2 separate regions of the Homo sapiens genome follow, and region 1 is linked to region 2. The links are chromatin loops, found by intact Hi-C in ENCODE. Cell type or tissue: GM12878. All regions are shown on one strand. Links, peaks and the distances in the headings refer to the core of each region. The heading gives the core; the rest is flanking DNA.

What was found. Hi-C counts contacts between places; a loop is a spot of excess contacts. Peaks named below come from ENCODE experiments on the same cell type or tissue, not always from the same donor. Only the 100,000 strongest peaks of a DNase experiment are listed, where the experiment ranks them.
Region 1: it touches region 2 in a loop (4-fold over the local background); 10 of 110 quality-filtered maps call a loop at or near these places.

Annotation. Positions count from the first base shown.
Region 1 is chr2:119,701,784-119,704,695 of GRCh38, reverse strand. It overlaps a transcript of TMEM177 not described here. Among named protein-coding and RNA genes, the nearest start is that of TMEM177, 24 kb to the right of the region's middle. RefSeq lists enhancers at 1,005-1,609, 2,217-2,822, 2,823-2,912. In GM12878, for the core only: a CTCF peak has its summit at 1,675 (motif pointing left); no DNase peak of the experiment used is centred there.
Region 2 is chr2:120,005,716-120,008,627 of GRCh38, reverse strand. It overlaps LOC107985817 (a long non-coding RNA gene), which reads right to left and starts at 787. Exons shown (of 4, transcript XR_001739205.2): 1 at 447-787. RefSeq lists an enhancer at 1,361-1,655. In GM12878, for the core only: a CTCF peak has its summit at 1,324; a DNase peak (open chromatin) is centred at 2,287; H3K27ac peaks cover 870 bases.

The DNA.
Region 1 (2,912 bases), core at 128-2,627, 300 kb after region 2:
TACTTTATTTTCTTATGTTTGCACAACGATGAAAATGTGTCCTACTTTATCAAGCTACCTTCCTCCTCCTCCTTTCCTCCCCTTCTTCTTTATCAGAAGCACATTCTTTTTTTTTTGAGACGGAGTCTGGAGTGCAGTGGCACAATCTTGGCTCACTGCAAACTCCACCTCCCAGGTTCAAGCGATTCTCCTGCCTCAGCCTCCCAAGTAGCTGGGATTACAGCCATGCGCTACCACGCCCAGCTAATTTTTGTATTTTTAGTACAGACGGGGTTTCACCATGTTGGCCAGGATGGTCTCAATCTCCTGACCTCGTGATCCACCCACCTCAGCCTCCCAAACTGCTGGGATTACAGGCGTGAGACAACATGCCTGGCCCAGAAGTACATTCTTAAGAGTTAAAATATTATGCATTAAAAAAATACAATCTGGTAGTAACTTATGGCAGCTTCTAAATGGAATAAATGTCTAGAGTACCTTCTTCACTTCCTTTGTCAGCATGTTCTTCCTCTTCCATGGAGACATTATTAGACCATGCTTTCAAATGCTTTCTAAATTTGAATCTGGTGTCAACACTCCTTTCGGCTGCATTCCACTGCATTGCTGTGAGGGTTTAGTGAAATAATACAGATAAAGTATCTGCCTTTTTTTAAATACAAAGTTCTGTATTTTTCTCTTTTCACTTACCATGTGCATTGGTCAGAGTCCTGGCAGGAATGGCATTCATACTGATGCTTCAGATGAAGGGCTATTTAGTAAAGGATGATTTACAGAGATGTGGACAAGTTTAAGGAAACCAACAAAGGATGTTGAGGCACCCAGCAGCTGGCAATAGCAGGAAGCTGTTACCACCCTTAGGATCAAGGGGAGGCTGCCCAGTGGAAGCTGCAGTCCTGGAGGCCCTGAGACAGGCAGAGAGTGGAGGAGACAGATCCCAGCCTCTCCTCCCAGCCTTCCATCTTCTGCTGGTGTCTCCTGTGGGCTGAATCCAGCTTGGAGCCAGAGGGGAAGGGAGTCGGGGTGATCCGGAGCATGGGACCAACCTCCTGGGGTGCGGGGCAGGGCAGAGCATGATTCTGGAAGAACGAATGGAGAAAAACATCCACATTATATGTGAGCACTATCCCATGTCATTAAATATCCCTGGACGCCAGGGTTTTTAACTGCTAAATGACATTTCATCATACGGTGGGACTACAAGTTATTATCAGTAGTAGTATGAAGGGACATTTGGAATGGCCCCTGCTCAATGAGTGTGATGGGCATCTTTGCCCATAATTATTTGTCAACATCTGCCATTTTACATGACTCAGTGGATGGGGCCTCTCCACAGGCCACAGGCTTGGAGAGTTCAGGCGAGAAACCCCAGAGGCCCAGCCTCGCTCCCAGCTGTCCCAAGAGGTCCCTGGAAACCATGATGTGCCATCAACTCCTACTTTCTTTGTCCAGTTACAAGTCAGGAGTAGCACCCAAAAGAACTGTTCTAGAGGAAAATGCAGGGCTGGGCCCAGGGCTGAGGGCTGAGGGATAAAAGTCTAACGGTGACAAAGGTGCCACTCCCTAGCAGGCTAGTAAAGCGAGGAGGCGCTCCTAGCTCTCTGGGCTTCCACCGGCCCTTCTCCCGGGGGCTCCTGCTGAGCCGGCCACGCCCTGGGCCACGGTGAGCTTGCTCCCCCTGCTGGCCAGATAGGGCATCTGCGGGAAACAGTGCCCAGCGGGCTCCTGCCCGGTCACAGGAATTGGCCACTCTGAGGATAGTATGCACCCAGGCTCTGGTACCAGCCCCCTGAGAAGTTCCCACAGGGCTTTGAGCATCCAAGGGATGACATCCCTGGGATAGAGGACTGTTTTGGTTAGAGCAGGAGGTCTGACACTATTGGAAATTTAAATCGGCATACATATCAAGAACCTTAAAATGTTCAATTCAGCCTCACCTCCTCCAGGAAGCCTTCTGCAATCACACTCCCCAACCACCCAGTGCAATCTTTATGCCCTTTTCCCCTGATCCCATGGCATTTTTGCTTGTCTCTGACTCAGGTGAATAAGAAAAGTAACTTTATTTTGCATTAATTTTTACATTTTTATTTTGAACTCCAATTCCATCAAAAAGTGGTAGTAACTTAATTTTAGTCATTTCAGGGTTCTCTCCTGCCCTTTCCCTGGGATTATGTCCTAGAGCAAGGTGGGTGAACAAAGGAACTCTTATGTAGTGCCAAGACATAGGAGCCACCAATCCTCTTTGTCATCTGTCCTCATAAGCACCATCTCACTCACTGCTGAGATGTTCCTGGGCAGCAGCCAGCAGCCAGCAGCCAGCAGCCAAGGAGTCCCCATGAGAGGCCCCACATTCCTGATGGTGGGACCCCTTCACTTGTTACATTGGTGAAACTGCCTTTGCAATATTATAACTGAGGAAATGATGACAGTGAAAGAAATCAGACCTAACCGACTCCATCTTGCTTCTAACATTTAAGCTGTCCTTGTTCATTCCTGGGCATAGGCCAAACTAACTTTGGGAAGGAATTCAGTTCATGGTTTGGCTATGAAACAAAATCAGTTCTTGCCTGGGGACCAGCCTGGCTTTGCAGGACTAACAAATTAGCTACAAGATTAGAAATTACAGTTTAGGGGTCATGCAGCCTCCGGCTCCAAGAGTCTGAACTTCCCCAAATTGCTCCTGAGGATAACATCACTACTGTAAAACCTAAGATCCGTGCTTGAGATATTCTGCAGACCCTGCACTGGATGGATCAGCTGAGAAACTAGACCGGTAATCTGACTCAACCTGTTCTGCTGTCCCACCCAGGAACAGAAGACAGCAAGAAAAGCTCACTTTGATCCTCTCTGATTCCCTCTCCAATCTGACCAATCAGCACTCCCCACTTCCCAAGCCTTCCTATCTGCCAAATTAT
Region 2 (2,912 bases), core at 222-2,721:
AGGTGCAGTGAGCCGAGATCGCGCCACTGCACTCCAGCCTGGCAACAGAGTGAGACTCCTCTCAAAAAAAAAAAAAAAGAAGGTGCCTACCAAAACCCACTTCCTGGTGGCATTGTCTTGGCCCATGGAAAGATTTTCTTTTACTGAACTAATATATTGAACAAATACCCTCACGTGAGATTTTCACTTCTATCCTAGGTCCTGGTTTGCTCTCTGGTTCCACACAGATAGGGGTATATCCAGTTTTTGTGTAACTCATATACTGTAATTTGATGGTGGGGGAAGAGGTCTTTAGTTGGAATAACACAAATTTAAAGATTCAAAATTAGGTACAGCGTCTTGGAAGGAGGCCACACAATAGCCCTAAAGCTTAAACCAGATTTATCTTCACAGTAAATCTACCTCTACCCCTAAGAAATAACATAATCTCTCTTTCACATCACAACCCTTTAAATCATTGAAGACACTTGTCCCAAGCCTGCAAAATCTTCTCTTGTTCTGATTTCCAGGCTCTTTGCTTCCTTAGTCAGCCTTCTCTGAACTGGTCCACCCTGGTGAGGCCATTCATTCGTGTCAAAGTATGCTGAACAGATTGGCTTAGAGAGAATTCCGACATAAGAATCAGTTCTCTTGGAGACTGAAGTGGCCCTGCATTCCAAAAGAACAGTGATGGCCATGATGATATGGTAGGGAGGAAGCAGCGAATGTACCGGTGAAACAAGATTGGGCCATGAAAAGAAAATACCCTCAGAAGAGTGAGTATCATGAAGAATTTGTTTCTCAAACACTGAATCTAGGAGAGCATTATCTATTTAAAAGATGTGTACAAATAAAATAAATCAACAAACAAAACCACGCTGGTCATTGTGGCTCATGTCTGTAATTCCAGCACTTTGGGGAGGCCGAGGTGGGCGGATCACGAGGTCAAGAGATCGAGACTATCCTGGCCAACATGGTGAAACCCCGTCTCTACTAAAAATACAAAAATTAGCCGTGTGCGGTGGTGCGTGCCTGTAGTCGCAGTTACTCCGGAGGCTGAGGCAGGAGAATCGCTTGAACCTGGGAGGCGGAGGTTGTGGTGAGTCTGAGCCAAGATAGCGCCACTGCACTCCAGCCTGGCAACAGAGCAACACTCCGTCTCAAAACAAAACAAAACAAAACTAAACTAAACTAAAACCAGTCATAAGAAACTCCCATGGCCAGGCACAGTGGCTTACGTCTGTAATCCCAGCACTGTGAGAGGCCGAGGCAGGCAGATCACCTGAGGTCAGGAGTTCAAGACCAGCCTGACCAACATGAAGAACCCCTGTATCTACTAAAAATAAAAATTAGCCAGGCATGCTGGTGCATGCCTGTAATCCCAGCTACTTGGGAGGCAGAGGCAGGAGAATCGCTTGAACTCAGGAGGCGGAGGTTGCGGTGAGCCCAGATGGCGCCATTGCACTCCAGCCTGAGCAACGAAAGCGAAACTTCATCTCAAAAAAAAAAAAGAAAAAAAAGAAACGCCCATAAGAGAGACAATTTTATTAGCATATTGCAAGGAGCCTGGAGTTTGATTTGGAAGCTAAAAGGCCCCAAACAAGTTTAAGTCCTGTAAAATGAAGATGATGCCAGCTTCCCCACAGAATAGTTATGAGCCTTACACAAAGTAAATCATCTAACATGTTTTCAAAATCATGCAATACTACATATAAGACAATGCAAATTTTACAGACCTAGGAGCAAAGATAACCTTTGTGCTACAAGTGGAAGACTAGGATCTCCTGAAATGGAGCCACGGCCCAAGCCTACTTTCACGTGATTTGGTGGCTCCCTTTTACCCAGCTAAATCTTTTCTGAGCCGGAATCGCATGTTTGAAATTCCACCCTTCCCTTCTTTGCAAATATTCCTGGGAGGAGTAAGACCTTAAACTAATTCATACTAAATGATTAGCCACATTGGCTAATTGAAGGACACACTAACAGAATGGGGGAAGGCAGGGGTTGGAAGTATGCAGAGAAGAGACATGGAAGGATGAGTTGGAGACAAGTCATTTCTTTCTCCAAAGCCTCCAGGCTTTCCCCCTACTTCTGGCTACTCAGGGCAAAGGACCTAATGCATCATTTTGTTCAGGATTATCTGGAACAGTGTCTTACTCGGTAGCCTATACTCTTTATTTATACTGTTAGGAAGAAAAAAAAAATCAGAAAAGCTTTGATGGCTCCAGGCAAGTTCATGATACTGAGTAATAGAGAGGCAGAAGTGAAACTATTTCACCATTGGTTTTGCCTACTGGTGAAACCATGATGAGACTGAGACTCAGGGGAAGAAAAAGGTAGGAGCCAAGGCTCAATGCTTCTAGAAGTTAATATGTATATGAGTCACCTGGGGATCTTATTAAAAGGTTTAAGCCTGGGGTGGGGCCTGAGATTCTGCCCTACAAACAAGCTTGCAGTGTGTTGATAGTGGACATTAGTGGTCTACACATTGAGTAACTTGGTCTTTAGGTGACTGTTCCCATACCTGTGACTACTGCTTGACACCAGGGGCAGGGAAGGTATTAGGAGACCTTGTGGTAGAAAGATCAGTGGCGACCACCTGCTACTGACTCATTTGGACAAGGCATTATCTTTCCTGGCATCGGTTTTCTCATGTGTAAAATGAGGTAATTAGGCCGGGCGCAGTGGCTCACGCCTGTAATTCCAGCACTTTGAGAGGTTGAGGCGGGCAGATCACTTGAAGTCAGGAGTTCGAGACCAGCCTGGCCAACATGGCGAAACCCCGTCTGTACTAAAAATACAAAAAAATTAGCCGGGCGTGGTGGCAGGTGCCTGTAGTCCCAGCTACTTGGGAGGCTGAGGCACAAGAATCGCTTGAACCCGAGAAGCAGAGATTGCAGTGAGCCAAGATCGCACCACGGCACCCCGGCCTG